Regions from separate parts of the Mus musculus genome. Here region 2 is linked to region 1. Evidence: chromatin loops called from intact Hi-C (ENCODE). Cell type or tissue: heart. All regions are shown on one strand. Links, peaks and the distances in the headings refer to the core of each region. The heading gives the core; the rest is flanking DNA.

Region 1 (8,222 bases), core at 1,222-6,221:
GACAGACACTCTATGCTTGCGATGACCCCTGTGGCCAAGCTTCCCACGGCTAAAGCTACGAGCAGTGCCATTTTGAGATGCTATCTTGTTCCAATTTCAGTCTATTGGGGTGAGGACCTGACCTGACCTGGTTGCCTAGAAAAAGCCCCCTCACAGAAGGCAGCTCACCGAGGAGCAGCTGAGGACAGTTCCCTCTTCACTGGACTGACTAGAGGCAGCTACCTGACAATGGGCTCCGCCACTACCCGTCTGCAAGGAGCCCTGGTAATTACCACTAGTATGCAACCACCACCTTCTCCTCCGGCTTTTAACCCAGTGGGAGCTGTGTGATGCTCTGACAAAAAGGCCCTAACAAACCCACAGGGACTCGGTTGCTCGAGTCCAAGCACATGGTGGGTGAGGCCAGGTTAGGGTGGGCTCCCTGCAGCATGGAAAGGTTGAGCTGTGTGGCTCAGTAGGCACTCATGAGCTGAAGGGCAGACCCTGGATGCCTCTTACCTCAGCTGCACTCAGGCCTTGCTCTGTGGGCGTATTTAAAGGTCTCCAAATGAAACCAGAGGACCTTCCTGACCCCTCCCCAGGTGGAGAGCACACAGCTTGTTCCCCTATTCCTCCTCCTCCTCCTTCCCCTGCCAGCTCCATTCTCCACTTGCCTCTCAGGTTAGACCCTGTGTCATTTTTGCCAGCACACGGCTCCTACTTCTTGAGCCCCAGTGCAGATTCTCAGCACACTGACTGCTCTGTGGCACTTAGGACAAGCTCCATAAAATACATTGTTCAACACCAAAGGGAAAACACAGAGCTTTAGAAAAAGTCCTCTCGATGCCACCATATTTTCTGTCACAGTCACTTCAACTGCGCTCTTCTACTTAAATAACTGAATCCACCAATGAACTCCCAGGGAATGTATCTCCTTGGAACTTTACACGTGCATGTGCACCTGTGCACGAGCTGGTCCCGATCCCGCCTGCTGCTATCCTGCAGTGCAAACCCATCTAGGACAGGGCGGCATTGGTCTGCCATGCTGCAGTGACAGGAGGAGGAGACTGGGACTTGATGGCACAGAGATGAGGCCAGGCTCTGGCATACAACACAGTGGGCCATGGGGAGATGGCAGATGTGGGACAGATGGCAGAGGACAACAGACGGATGGACGCAAGGCTCAATCTCACCTCAAAGGCAGGAGGGGTGTACAACTAAAGCTGTTGGCACAGGAACTGAGAAAGGCCACTAGATCAGAAACCAAAGCAGCCAGATAGTAAAGAGCCCCGAGGACGCAAACTGTAGCCGGGAGGAGAGAAGAGAACAGCCCCGGTGAGCCATGGTGCTGGCTGCTGCCGGCCCCATGGGGCCACGATGTAATGGACACTGCTGTTCTGTCGGTCACTGCGGGGCTCACCTAAGTCACAGGTGACTACTATCTAGTAGGTTACAGTCTCTTGGAGAAAGACATTAACCATTTGAATCAGCCTATCTCACCCTCATCCCTGAGTCACGACCTTAGGGCAGTAAGGAGTTGGGAGACCCTGAAAATGGGGACTTAGAGATAGCTGCATAGAGATAGCTGCACTGACCCATGCCTGAATAGCGCCCTTGGATGAAGAAGCCACAGACCTTTGAGAAGGGCAGGGCAGCACCTGTGGGGACCACTGGGCTGAACCACATCACTCTAAAACAAACCGAATGAGCAGCTGAGTGGGGCCGACTCCACATCTGGTGGAGGTGCATCCCTCCCAGGGGCTGCCTGGGCTTTCTGTCTCCTTGGGGCCCGGGGGCTCCTAATGCGGGTTCTGAGTGGGTGCCCCCCCCTCCCCCGGCCCTGGGCGCTTGCTTACCTGCCAAGCCTCCAGCTGCTGAGAGAGGTTCAGTTTTTGCTGAATGGCATCCAGTAGCTGGCTGTTCAGAGACATCATATCCATCTTGCACTTGGCGAGTTCCAGCTCCACAGCGTTCTTCCTGCAAACATGGGCTGCGATGAGCACGGACATGCGCACCTTGTGCCTCTTCACTAGGAGACCTGGAGTCTCGGGGAAGGGAAGGGCCGATCCCACACCATAGGGTCCCTGGAGCTATGCTTCTTCAAGGACTGACTGCAACTTGCCTGCTTCCTAACCAAGCCATAGGTACAAAAGATGACCTGTCATCGCTAAACAGGTGTCACAGCGAGAGGGTAAAAGAGGACAGAGCCTAGAGAGGATCAAAGGCCTCTCAACAAAGGCGCTGCTTGCTGGCCCTTCACTAAAGGCTGTGCACAGCACAGGGTGGGGACCTTCTCCTCCTGCTATAAAAGGTAGTCCTTTGGACAAGCTACTCAGCCATTAAAGAAACTGTTCCAAAGATAAAGATGTTCAAAGGATGGTGGCCATAGTTTAGCAACATTAGTTTGCAATAACTGGGGAACTGTTTAAAATTTTTTAAAAAAGACAATACAACACGGGCACCAGTGAAAACCCAGATACATGGTACTTACTGACAGTGATGGCACTGGGGAGGAAAAGGTCAAGGTTTTGGGAATAAAATTGCCAGTGTGTGGCCACATACCATACACGCTGGGGCTATCATCCCTGGAGATGGCACTGATACGAGCTCTCCCTCCTACTTCAATATTTCCCATTTGTGTGTCTTGGGTACTGTTTTGCTCACCTTCCCAACGTTATTACAGTTTAGCCGCTCAATGCAAAAAGCAGGCCCCGTGGAGAGGGTGTGAGAGGAGGATGCCGGTAGCGGAGCTGCCTCTGCAAAGGCGGCGCCCGCTGCCTGAAAGCAGATCCTGCCAGGCCCGTGGAGGGCCGCAGGCCTGGCCTGCAGTGGCTGCCCTTCTGCTCTCAGGACACACTAAATGAGCAAAGCCGGAACGAGTAGGTGATTCTTATTTGTACAGAACTCAGACCATACTTCCTCCTCGCCCGCCTTGCCCTCTACCCAGCAATTAGTCACCTACTCCACACCCGGTGTGCTGCATTCACCAGCCACTCTGCCCTAGAAGCAGCTCCCGACAACTCTGGGCTGGTCCCGGCCCCGCCCACTGCGGCTGCAGGCCACAGGGATAGGACCAAGCCTGTCCAATGGGCAAGCGTGCAGACACTGCAGATTGCTTCTGTCATGCCCACAGGCATTGGCTGTTAAAGAACAGCGGAAATCCTCCTGGCAGCGGTTGCCATGGACGCGATTTGCCTGACAGTTCCCCCAGCGGCTCTAGCCTCAGGAAGTACCAGGGTCCGCCCGCAGATGGCGCCGCGAGCAGCCCGGAGCTACCGGAAAGTGCTGACTAACGCCAGGGCCTGGAGACGCCAGTGCTGCAGTGCAGGAGGAAAGGGGAGTCTTTAACTGGAACCCCAGATCCAAAAGCATACCACACAACTCGCTTATCATACATGAATCCTAGTCTTTAAAAAGAGTTTTGGAGAGTGTTTCCGGGGTTGGAGAGTTGGCTCAGCGGTTAAGAGCACTGGCTGTTCTTCCAGAGGTCCTGAGTTCAATTCCCAGTAACCACATGATGGCTCACAACCATCTGTAATGGCATCCGATGCCCTCTTCTGATGTGTCTGAAGATAGCTACTGTGTACTCATATAACTAAAATAAAATAAATCTTAAAAAAAAAAAAGAATATTTCCAATGCCCAGAAGAACTCCTGAAGTCACTATTTTGATTTGTTTTGTTGTAAAGCCAATTGCTAGTCCCAGAACAATTGGTGGTACCCACATTGGTATGGTTTTAGTGGTACAATTTTTTCACCTGCCTGATTAACTTGTGTTTTTAGTGAGTGCTTTTGAATCGTAAGGTGATACACTGCTAGCGGCTTTCCCATTGTGTCAGATAAAGACTACCTTAAGGTTTCCCAGCGCAGTCTGCTGAGGCCAGTCTCCCTGGACACACGTTACAGTATACAGGTGAAGCAGCGGCTCCTCCCAGCCACTCTGACGCCACTGTGTGGGAGCCCCGGTGATTAACATGTGCAGGCACGGAGGTTCACCCGGAACATGGCACACAGGGGCAAGTGACACAGACAGGCCTTACCGAGATACACTGCACTCAATTCCCGAAACTGAGCTAGAAGAAACAGGCAACCTAATGGGAGGTCTGACCAGAGAAAAAGTAGACCCAAAAGTGAACCAGGACGCAGGTGATGGAAAGAATGGAAGGAATGGAAGGTAGAGCTGAGAACCTGCCACGCCACACTGCTCATGGCTCTAGCTTAAAGGCACAGGGCATCACTCAGACCAGCTCTCTTCAGACCCGCCTGCGCACTAGGGAGTGTGAGTCCTTGCCCTCCAGAGTTGGGTTTAAGAGCTTCCTTCCCTTCCTTTACTTCCCATTGTGGAGGCACCATTTACCTTCTCAGTGAAGGGGCAGCAACTGAGGCCCTAGGAAATATTTTTAGGTCAGCTGGGTGTGCTCGTGCACACCTGTAATCTCAGTACCTGGGTCTAAGACCAGGGAGAAGGCTGGCCTTAGAAGCCAGCCTTGGCTGCGTAGCTAAACAAAGCAACCAACTCACAGAATAGGGGCTCCGGGAAGCTACCCCTGTGTGCTTCCAACATGTCCGATGGAAAGAAATGCGCTCACACACCCCTTCTCTGTTAACAACAATGACGGCCCGACAACACGGTTTAAGAAGATGACCTAGCTTATTGGGAAAACAGAAGAGTGGACACTGAAATGGTATGAAATCATCCCAGTGAGAAGTGCAGACAGACAGACAGCCCGGCTTCCCAGGGGCAGCTCAGTTAAAGGGGTGGCAAGTATGACAGACTTTCAGAACACGTCAGTCAGGTGAGCTCTCGGGCGCCAGAGCAGATTCTAAGCAACTAAACCTCCATTTATGACATAACTTGTACGTGCTGGGGGAGGGTTAAGAAGGCTGACTGGATAGTGTTTTCTCGGAGGGTTTACTGGGAGAGCGTCTGCCTGGCACACACGAGGCTCCGGGCTTGCCCTCAGCATAAACACACCACCAAACAAAAAACCCATCTGACCAACTAACCCACACAACACTCTCGCTAAAGCTGACGGACCCGCAGATGAGGGTTCCTGCTAGGATGCTTTTGTGTACACTTGAGAATGTCTGTAAATGAAAAATTAACCAAAAATAACAAAGCAGTGGTTGACACAATAATAACTTTGGGAAGCTAAACTGTACATGGGGATACCCTATGCCACACTAGTAGCAGGGAATAGCACACGCCACCCATAGTAACAGAAAGAAAAACCAACCAACTATGCAACAAATATATTAAAGATATACAAACACACCCATAGGAAAGGTGTCAACAAGGCACATGACAGCCTTCCCCAGCACGCTCTTCCCCAGGGGAACAAGTGAGTGAGTAGCAGGCAGCTAACCTTTGTGGGGGGGGCAGGGTGGAGGGAGGGGAGAAGGTCTTGTTATGGAACCTAGGCTGGCCTTGAACTCTGTCTGTGGTGCAGGCTGGCTCATGCTGAAGTCCTTTCTTGTTTGTGTAGATCACATTATGGCAGGCTCATGACACAACTTCCCTTCCTTTCCTTCCCTCCCTCCCTTTACTCATTCGTTTATTGAGACAGGATTTTTCCTGTGTAGCCCTGGCTGTCCTGGACTTGCTCTGTAGCCCAGGCTGGCCTCAAACTCACAGAGATCCTGGTGCTTCTGCCTCCGGAGTGCTGGGATCACAGGAGGGCACCAGCAGTTTAAAGACAAGCATGTAGCACAGTGTTATTAAAGGAAACAGTGGAGGCTGGAGAGACGGAAGGGCAGGCATCTGGTGAACAGTGAGGGCTGAAGTCTTAATCCCAGCACTCATGGAAAACCTGTATCCTCAGTGTTACAGGAACGGAAACAGGGGCCACACTCACCACACATACATACACTATACTACACACACACACACACACACACACACACACACACACACAGAGTAAACGGTTCACGTCACTCACTTGGCAATGGCCTCGTCCCGGTCCCTGATGGCCTTCTGAAGCTGCTCCTTTGGCTCCTTGTCCTCAGAGGTCACTCTGAGTCGGTCCCTTTCCTCCTTCAGTGCGGTCATCTCCACGCTCAGCAGTGTCACCTAGCAACAGATCAAAGAGGGATGTCTGCGATAACACTGCTGTTGCTGCTGCTGCTGCCGCCGTCGGCCCGGGTGCTTTCTCCAAGGAAAAGGCACCCAGAGTCCAGCAAGATGGATCAGCAGGTAGAGGTGCCTGCCATGCAAGCCCAGCAACCTGAACCCAAATAAAGATGGAGGAAAAAAGTGACTCCAAAAAGTTGTCTGCTGACTTCTTCCTCAATCTTGAGGGGCTGGAGAAATGGACAGCAGTTAAGAAGATCACTGTGTGCTCTTTCAGAGGACCCAAGTTTTTTTTGTTTTGTGTTTTGCTTTTTCCAGTACCCTCAGTACAGGTGGCTCTAACTCTGTCTTGAAGGTTCCCAACATCCCCTTCTGATACACATAAAATTAAGGATTAAATAAAACTCTGAAAAAAAATTTAAAAAGGTGTCCACAGGTTCAGGGGCATGTATGGGGAGTAGGCTGGTCCTGCAGTTAGGTAACAAGATACACACACACACACCCCATATAGGGAAGCTGAACCTGATATGTAGCCATGGTTCCAGATCCCCCGTGTCCTCAGCATATCACACCCCTTCTCTGGCTGAGAGACTCCAGGCAGACAGTGAAAGAGATTCCCCCATCTGCATCAGGGCTCTGGAACAGAGTTTTGGAGGCAGGGTCTCAACTTCTGGCCCAGTGTGATCTCCCCATTCAGCTCCACAGATCAGAGCCATATGGAATCTCGACAGTATGCTCTGTCAGTCTGGTTCTATTACCTTCTTTGTGGGCGGGCCATGCCTCAGTAAATGGCACCTGCTCAGACTAACCTGGGAGTTATTGTTTGGCAACGAAGGGCTGCTCTAGTGGCTGTGTAGCAATACGTTCCATCCAACCCCACAGTAGTGCAAGCAGACCACAGTCTTGGAAGCATGTTCTCCCCACCTGTACATCCCAGGGTGTGGCTGCAAGTGGAACTTACTCCTAAAACACCCGTGTACTGATCAGCTGATATTCTGAGGTAGTCATCGATCCAAACCTTCACTATGTGGGGACATCACTGACTATATGTCCTGCTGGGGGGACAGAGTATGACCTCAAGCTAGAAAAGCCACACGAGGAAGGCATCTACTTCCTTTTGCACTATGGTGTGAACTAGAGTTGCCACCCCCACCCCCCCACCCCCCGCCCCCACAAGGCTGCAGACCTGTGAGATCCCATGACCCTGCCCTGCCTGTTATCCATCCAGCTGTTCCAGCTGTTGATAGCTATTGGATTTAATGCAGTGCATTCATTTTACTGAAGTTACACAAAGCAAATGTGTTGTGCACAACCAGTTCTAGAGATTTCAAAATGTGTTAAGCAATAAAGACTGATAGGATCAGACATGAACAGGGATGCCCAGCCACACCCTCTTGGTAAGTATTACACACCCACTGACATTTTTCCAAGGGAGGATCCATCCACACAGGCCTGCTCCCTCCTATTAAGGGAACAGCTGCCACCTTGACTCCATGACTAGACTGAAGATCAAGGTCCCAGACAGAGCCAGCAGCTACTTAGCATGAATGCAGAAGCCATCCAATGATGAGGCAGGAAGACAGGAATGTTTTATGTGTACGTGGGTCTGCTCATATGTCTGTGTGTCCACTAAGGCCAGAAGGGTGCTAGATCCTGGAACTGGAGCTACAGACAGTTCCAAGCTGCCATGTGGGCGCTGGGAATCCAACCTTGTCCTCGGGGAGAGCAGCCAGCACTCTTAATCATTGAGCCTCTCTCCTAACCTCAAACGTTGTGTTGAGTGCCCAGTAAGGAATGTGAGGGCCTGGGCCTGACGCTCTGCAGACTGAGAATGCTCCAACTTTCTCAGGAAGCTTTGGGAGTGTGCAGTTGAGAATTTCTGCAAACTCTCATTTGCATATTCATCTAGCTCCGAGGCAGAGGTGACTGAGGAGAGGTACCAGCTCATTGCCTGCCCCACGACCCAGAAAGCCTGTGGCAAAGACAAACTTCTTCAGATCAAAGGAGTGTGGGTGTGGCTTCAGGATAACTGAGGAAGGAGCAGACAGGTTTTGAAACCACACACTGGGCATGACACTAGACAGGACCAACCAACCTATTATGTGTCAAATAAAGCTCCAGAAAAGCTTTCCACTGTGGTCTAGAAAACCTGAAGAAGCTAGAGCCCAACAGCC
Region 2 (8,222 bases), core at 2,219-7,218, 190 kb after region 1:
AAAGAAATGGAAACATCTCCGTGTTCCTGACAAATTACTCCACAGCCAAAGTGTTAACTTCCAGTGCAAATTATGGATTCTCCATCGTCAGTTGCAATCCACGGTACCTCTGTGGTGGAGGATGGCATAGATGGGTGGGGCAGGTATGGGGCAGACCTCTCTCTGCAGCTTCTGCCAAGAACTTAGGTTTACTCTAGATGGCTCAGTGGTTAAAGGCATTGACTGCTCTTCCAGAGGTCCTGAGTTCAATTCCCAGCCACCACGTGGTGGCTCACAACCATCTGTAATGGGCTCAGAGGCCCTCTTCTGGTGTGTCTGAAGACAGCTACAATGTATTCATATATAATAAAATAAATAATCTTTTAAAAAAGAGTTAAGTCTAACAATCAGATGGCTTTGTGGTCTTGATCTTACAACAGTTGTCAGAAGACATGCTGTCATGGGGCAGGGAGGGTTCACCCTGTCCTTTGAGAACCAAAAGGCAGATCGATAGGAAGTTGGTCTCTCTGGGGACATTTTCTACAGTGGTGGAAACTTGGGTAGGGTTTATGCTCTTGTAATTTCTCTCCCAGGGTCTTGTAACGAAACCAAACCAAACCAAACCAAACCCATCCTAAAAAGGCAGTTGGAGAGAAGATGGGCCAGCAGCCGTTGAGTGTCGTGTTTTATAAAAAGATAAGGAAGGCAGGGATGTTTGTTCTGGAGGCAGGGTATGGTGTGGGGGAAGGGATGCCTCTGCAAGGACCCGCAGAGGCACCCACTTCCCCCTCTGAGGTACCAGCCACAAGGATCACATAGTATAGATAAACTCAAGGCACTCGGAGGGGAGGGAGAGGGAGAGGGAGAGGGAGAGGGAGAGGGAGAGGGAGAGGGAGAGGGAGAGGGAGAGGGAGAGGGAGAGGGAGAGGGAGAGGGAGAGGGAGAGGGAGAGGGAGAGAGAAAAGAAAGAGGCAGGCCATGAGCAGGAGTGGGGCGGGTAAGGAACAAGAGCAAGAGAATGAGGGTGAGGGCAGGGCAAGCAGCCCCTATAGCGAGTCAGGCACACCTGGATGTTGCCAGGTAACTGTAGGGCGGAGCCTAGATGAAATGTCAGGGAGCATTTGCTGTCTTTGTAGGCTTTGTTGATCCCAGCCTCTAGCACAGAATAGATACATTCATAGTCTCTGGTAGTTGAATATTTGGTCCCCAGTTGGTGGCGCTGTTTGAGAATTAGGCAGTGTGGCCTTGTTGAAGGTAGGCTTTGAGAGTTAAAAGACTCTGGTGGCACACGCCTTTAATCCCAGCACTTGGGAGGCAGAGACAAAAAAAAAAAAAAAAAAGACTTTCACTATTATGAGTTCCGGCTCTCTGTTCCATGCTTGTTGTTGAAGGTTCACCCTCTCAGCTTCCTGTTCTGGCTGCCATTTCTCTCAGCCACGGTGGGGCCTTTTCCCTCAGGAACTGTAAGACCCCCGAAACTGGGGAGACCTCTGCTCAAGTCCCGGGATGAGCTGGCCGGCACCCCAATAACTTGAGAGAAAACCATACCTGATGCAAACTGCAAGAGGTTTTATTGTTAGCTAGCTGAGGATGAACTCCTTTTGTCATGCAGGGCAGGGGAAGTCCGACCTCTAGCTAGCGGGAACAGTAGTGGGCTTTTAACTGCTAGCTGAGGAGTTGGGAGGAGTTGGGAGGAGAGTTGGGAGGAGTTTGGCTACAGCTCTTCTATTGGGTGTCCTTGGTACAGGGAGCCAAACAAGTGCCTGGCTAGGTCTCTCCACAATCATTGCATTTCTGGCTGTAAGGCACAGAAACAAAAAGGCTTTTTGCTGGCTGTAGAGAACGAAGTGCTTCTTTCTGGCTGTATTTTTAGAGATCAGGGAAAACAAGCTTGGGGAACGTCCAGGGGCTTTACCTTTCAGGGAGAAACGCTTTAAGTCGTGGTCTCACAGAACCATAGGCTCAACTAAGCTCTTCTTCCTATTGGTTGCTCCTGACTTGGTGTTTAATCACGGCAACAGAAAAGTGACTGCTCTTGCAGAGGACCTGGGCTCAGCTGCCAGTGTAGTGTCAGGGAAGTGTTAGCGGTACCCCCCCCCCCCCAAACCAGATAGGAACCTATCAGATGCAATCACAGTACGGCCTTTTTATTTGAGCTAGCTTGGGGCTCCTCAGCACAGGACTGTCACACAGGACAGTTTTGGCGATGCAGAGTCCCGAATGTCTATCTGGGCGAGGGGCAGGGCTTTATAGTAAGTAGTAAGCAGGGAGCGAGTGTGCAAGCATCTAATTGGGAAGTTACTATGGCCTTTAAGATAATTTGCTGGTGCTGGGAGTCATATCATAAACTTAACTTCTGCTCCCCTCTGCATTGGTGGTTATTAGGCAGGGGGTGGGCTTGTAACCTGGGGTTACAGGCTTGTTAGGGGAGTAACCTGGAGATGCTGGTCTTGTTGGTGGTGAGCCTAGACACTTAAGGTAGGTTTGGGTTTTGTTGGGGGGAGGGATAACTTGGAAACTAATGTTAGGTACTGGCTTGTTAATTTACGTGAGTTCAAACAGGTTCAGGTTCTCTAAAATGGAGTTTGTAAAAGATTTGGCCTCTCAGCAGCACCCAGATGGCAGCTCCTAACCATCTGTAACTCAGGTTCCAGGGGATCCGACATCTATGTCCTGGAACTCTCCTTGTAGATCAGGCTGGCCTTGAACTCAGAAATCTGCCTGTCTCCCGCCTCCATAGTGCTGGGATTAAAGGTGTGCACAACCCTGCCTGGCAGCGGTTACCATGGTACTGAAGGTCAGACCCAGAGCTTGGCTTACGTTTCATCAGCCTGGACGACATGATGGAACTATATATAGTCTGATCTCTTGGTTCCTTAAATTACCTGGCCATCCCCTTCCCTCGATTTCATCATAGTGGTGGTGCTGGTGGGGGCGCTGGAGCAGGAGCTAAGAAGCTCGGAGTGTTTAGGTAATTTTGCAGCTGAGCCAGCTTTACAGTGGGTTCTCCCTACAGAGAAGACTCTCCATCACAGAGACGGATGATGAAGCCTGATTGTCAGGGCACTGATTTACAGTGAGTCTGGGATGGAGCTTGCTTAGCAGGCAGGGACTGTCTCCTCCGTTCAGTCTTCAGCACCGCACTCTCAAACAGATTGCGACATCTCCTGCTGCCTGGCTAGCAGTGCTGTCTGCTTTCTTGGCATTCCTTTCCCCAGGATGGCTGCAAGGTACACCCTGGAGCCTCTTAGGGGGCTTTTAAAATCCCCCAAGCCTAGATCCTAGAACAGGGAAATGAGTTGGGAGCAGGGGAGGCCTCTGTGTTAGTATTCTTTTTGTTTTATGTTTTAACTTTTTTTTTTTTCTTTCTGTATAGCCCTGGCTATCCTGGAACTCACTCTGTAGACCAGGCTGGCCTCGAACTCAGAAATCCGCCTGCCTCTGCCTACCAAGTACTGACGTCTTATCTTTTATTTTTATTTGCATCTTTCAGTGTGTGCAAGCATGTCCAGGGGAAGTATGGCATGTATGAGAGATCAGAGGATGACTGGTGAGAACCGGATCTCTATTTCCTCCATGTGGGTCCTGAGGATTGAACTCAGTTCGTCAGCCTTGGCTGCAGATGCCTTTACAAGCTCAGCCACCTCATTGGCCCACATGTTAGTAGTTTTCAAACCTCCTCTGCTGGTCTCAGTGTGCATACGGATGCTCTAGGTGTATCTATACGAGGAAGCCAAGTTGTAATCAGACAAGCATGCTGTTACAGTCTGTTTTTTTTAGTCTGAGCATACTCATAAATACCTATTCTGTGCCAAGGCCTGGGATAGAGAAAAGTAGAAGTCACTACAATTTGGTGGTTATAAAAAAAAAATGGGCTTCAGAGCCAGGCCTTGGTGTCATAACCAAAATCCCAGCACCCAGGAGGCCAAGCAGCCAGATCTCGGAGTTAAAAAGGCCAGCTTGATCGTGGAGTTCCAGGACAGAGAAAAGTCTGTCTTCAAAACCATAAATAAATAAATAAATAAGAATGAAAGAGCCCAGTTCAGATCCTAACCCTGCACTTACTGGTGTGTGACTCAGTTTCCCTCCCTCCTTTTTTTTGTCTAAAAAAAATCAGCCCCTCTCTCACCCCTACATCCAACCCCCACAAAATAGCTATAGTATCATCGGGTCAAGAAAAAGGTCATTGCCTTTCTCATGGTCCCTTCAAAAGCCTCCATTCGGACCCTAGGTGCCTTATTTCCTGGCGTTGCTGTCTTGATTTTTTACACTTGTCTCTTTTGTGTGTGTGTGTAGGTGCACTGTGCACTTATGTGCAGGTGCCCGCAGAGGCCAGAAAAGATCATCTGATCCTTTGGAACCGGAATTACAGGGAGTTGTGAGGGGTTTGAGGTGGGTGCTGGGAATCAAGGGAAGATCCCCTGGAAGAGTCGCAGAGCCATTGCCCCAGCTTTTGCCATTGCGTTAGACAACACTATTTCGAGCTCGCTCTCTAGAATGCGTTTCACGGTTACATAATTTAGAAAAGCTATTCCTAGTAGTCATAGAGTGCAGAGAGCCTCACTCAGTGTTAGCAAATACTACACTCCTTTTTCGAGATTGCCCCTTCACAGGTCAGTTTACACCCTACCCTTGTGTGAATGTAAACAGCGCCGCCTCTTCACAAACACCTTCCCCCACATTGCTAACGAGGCTGGGCACTTTCCACACACTGATGGCCACTGGGTTTTCTCATTGAGAGAAGGGGGCGGTCTAGTGATCCTGGCTTAAATTTACTTGAACATATCTTTGTGGTGAGACCTCACGATCTTGCTGCGGCTCAACCCAAAGGTACAAGGCAGGCAGGCTGGAGTGGGTTCCGATTACTCCTCTGCCTCAGCTGTACCGCACAGCTTCCTGATTCCCCCCCACGTAACCCCGGCGCCTACGTTAGGCGTGGGCGATGGCTCAATTGAGTGCATTCCTGCAGAGGGCTGGAGTTTGTTTCCTAGCATCCTTATCTGAGGCAGGCAGTTCGGGCAGAGCTCCCCGCAGGAGCTCGGACAGAAATGGACAGCGCCGCAGACTCCGCAGGGGACCCCATCTCCAAACACAGCATCCTGCCAACCGCCAATTTCAAACTTCCCAGCCCAACCCCGCCTGGATTCCTTTGCCCTCTTTCTATTGGTCGCTAGTCAAAGGAAGAGACAATGTGATTGGCTTTTCCATTTCACTTCCTCTAGCCCTCCGAGATCTGGGCGGGTCCTGGTGGAGACCCCCGCTGTCCATCAGTAGATGGCGAGCGCTGATTGGTTGAGGCACGGCCGAGACCTGCCCACGTCGTTTCCTTCAAACGTTGGGGCGGGAGACTCAGGGCGGAGCGGAGCGGGGCGAATGTAAGCCGGGGGTCTGCGGAGTGTGAGTCCAGTTTGTGTGTGTGTCTGTTGGGGGATTGGAGAGGCTCTGGGCGGGGGGCAGTCCCCTTTCCCAGGTCTCCCTGGTCGACCCCGTTCATACAGAGCCCACTTTCCCACCCAAGGCCTCAGGATAGCGGGGGGAGGGGGCTCCTGAGGGTCTGCTGCGGCTGCAGCATGGGTGTGCTGGGGGTAGCCCGGGGTCTGTGGGTGCAGCCCTGGGGGCGGGACAATGGGTTCAACCCAGTGTCTCTGGTTCGTCCTTGGGGTGTCCTGGGGGAAGCCTGGGGTCTGGGGCAGGAGTTGTTGTTAGTGTCTCTGGGTGTGCTGCCGGAGGACCTCAGGGCCCCTTAAAGAGGACCCATTCCCCTGTAGACCAGTCTCTGTCCCCTGCAAGCTTTACCTGCATTCTTGCCCATGGCGCTTCCCATTTTCTGTGTGATCTTATCTCCCTCACTTAATCTCTCTGTTCCTGTGTCTTCATTCTATGAGCTGGACTGAGGCCTTGGGTGGGAAAGTGGGCTCTGTATTCTATTCCGTGCCTAACCCAGCGCCTCCTTCTTGTGTCTTTCTCCCTCTCTAGCCTATCTGGTCAGTCAGGCAACCGATCTTCCTCAGGATCATTGATCTCTGTACCCTCCAGGGGCAGTGAACCTTCCTTTCCCTGGGATAATCCTCAAGGCTCACTGATCAAACCCTTTGGGCTTGGTTCACAGGTTAGGTCTATGTAGCTACGCGACATCAGATATTTGTGTTCGTCAGGGTTTTCTAGGGGAAAAGAGCTGGTAGAATGGAAAAGTGGAGATTTATTAGGCTGCAGTCTGCTAGTCCACCAATGGCTGGTAGTTCTTTTGGAAATGATTTATTTCCATCCCTTATGTGTATGAGTACCTTTGGCCTTCCTGTGTCTGTGCCCCATGTGCCGTGGAGGCTGGTCGCCACCTCCTCATCCTGATCTCTTTAGGGAGACACGACTCTGCCAAGCCCTTCCTGCCTTCAATGTCAGTACCCGCTTGACTTTCCCCAGTGTTCCTTCGGCGTTGGCGGAGAGATGTTGAAGTTCAAGTATGGTGTGCGGAACCCGCCGGAGGCCAGTGCCTCCGAGCCCATTGCCAGTCGGGCCTCCAGGCTAAATCTCTTCTTCCAGGTAAGCAGCTGCCAGCCAGCGATGCACACCCGTGTCTGCTGTGGTAGCCGTCTTTGGTTGTATTATGGACAGAGACTGGTATTCTTAGGGTAATCCTGTTTGTTCTTTTACATGTCCTGCCTGAGCTGGACTGAGGTGCCACTGTGCTGATGATTACGTACGTGGCTGGACGTGCCCCAGGGGAGTCCCCTCATTTCTCATACTCCACACTTTTTTTTTTTAAGATTTATTTATTATTATATGTAAGTACACTGTAACTGATTTAAGACACACCAGAAGAGGGCATCAGATCTCATTACAGGTGGTTGCTGGGATTTGAACTTAGGACCTCTGGAAGAGCAGTCAGTGCTCTTACCCGCTGAGCCATCTCGCCAGCCCATACTCCACACTTTTAAACTTTTGCTTCTTTCAATGGAAGAAACCAAAATTGTCTCTAGGGTGTATTTGTGTGTGTGCGCGCGCGCGTGTGTGCACGCACACGGGCCTGTCTGTCTGCATCTGTCTTGTGTCTGGGTACCCAGAGAGGCTAGAAACTAGCTTTGGATCCTTTGGATGTGGGAGCTGGTATTACAGGTGTTTGTGAGCTGCCTGTGTGGGCCTTGGGATCCAGATTGTGGTCCCCTGAGCCATCTCTTCAGCCCCAGTGTAGAATAATCTAATTTATAATCTTATTCCATACGAGGGATATCTGTTCTCTCTCTTTTTCTTTTTTTCTTTTCGAGACAAGTTTTTTTCTATTACGTAGCTCTGGCTGACCTAGCACTCAATATGTAGACCAGGTTGGCCTTCAAATCACAGAGCTCCACCTGTGGCTGCCTCCCAAGTCCTGGGGCTAAAGGCTTGGGCCAGCTTCCGCACCTGGCAGCTCTCCTGCTCTTTAGATTAAACACCACGCCTACATTCCTCATTCCGGGCCTAACAGTTTCGTCTTCTGTAAGGACCAATGTCATGCAAGTATTTCCAGACAGTTTTCTAGTTCGGTTCTACTCTGACTTGCCTTCACCATGGACTGTAATTTGTATACTGAAATTAACCCTTCCCCGCCCAGCTTGCTTTTGGTCATGATGTTCCTCACAGCTGTAGAAAACCAGCCAGGACATTTCCCTTCCATCCCTCTTTAATGTGGAGTGACCTTAGTTGGTTTTATATTGCGATAACAGCACGCCAGAGGGTGTGTGCTTTTATAAACAAAAGAGGTTTCCATAGGTGACAGTTCTGCTCCCTCAAGTACACCAATGGCTTCTACTTGGCTCTGCTCGGGGACTGGTTACAATGTTGCCACACTGGCTAGGGGAAAATGCCCAGAGATCACATGGGCCAGATAGGAAATAAGAGACCAGACCTTTCTAACACCCGGGCTCTCAGCTCCTGAGGTTAAAAAAAGCATTTTTGTTTCTTGAAGACCAGGTTATAACCCCCTACAATGTCTCACCCCCACCTTTTAAAGCGACCACAGATTTGACACTGGGGTCAAGCTTGCAGCACGTGGACCCCAGGAGGATAAACCACATGCAGATGGTAGCAATGGGTGCCTCCTGCAAGAGGAGATGGGTTGTGACAAAGAATCCAGGTACAACTCAGCGTGCCAGCCGAGCCTGCTGTGCTGCTCCCATGCAGGGCTGTCACCCTGCAGGTCGGATGCAGTGGCTGGCTTGTTTTCTGCTTCTGTGTGTCCTTTAGACTGGGTCTCAGTCGGTGTGTCT

Evidence for each region. Peaks named below come from ENCODE experiments on the same cell type or tissue, not always from the same donor. Only the 100,000 strongest peaks of a DNase experiment are listed, where the experiment ranks them.
Region 2: it touches region 1 in a loop (2.1-fold over the local background); 5 of 42 quality-filtered maps call a loop at or near these places.

The regions. Positions count from the first base shown.
Region 1 is chr5:115,649,984-115,658,205 of GRCm38, forward strand. Bicdl1 (BICD family like cargo adaptor 1) reads right to left here. Exons shown (of 9, transcript NM_001080808.2): 7 at 5,918-6,048; 8 at 1,836-1,956. Among named protein-coding and RNA genes, the nearest start is that of Mir7030, 8.5 kb to the left of the region's middle. In heart, for the core only: a CTCF peak has its summit at 3,223 (motif pointing right); DNase peaks (open chromatin) are centred at 2,051, 3,118 and 4,058; H3K4me3 peaks cover 912 bases; H3K27ac peaks cover 1,197 bases.
Region 2 is chr5:115,839,948-115,848,169 of GRCm38, forward strand. It overlaps Cit (citron), which reads left to right and starts at 5,709. Exons shown (of 47, transcript NM_007708.3): 1 at 5,709-6,519. The coding sequence starts at 6,424. In heart, for the core only: no CTCF peak of the experiment used is centred there; a DNase peak (open chromatin) is centred at 5,244; H3K4me3 peaks cover 2,543 bases; H3K27ac peaks cover 2,082 bases.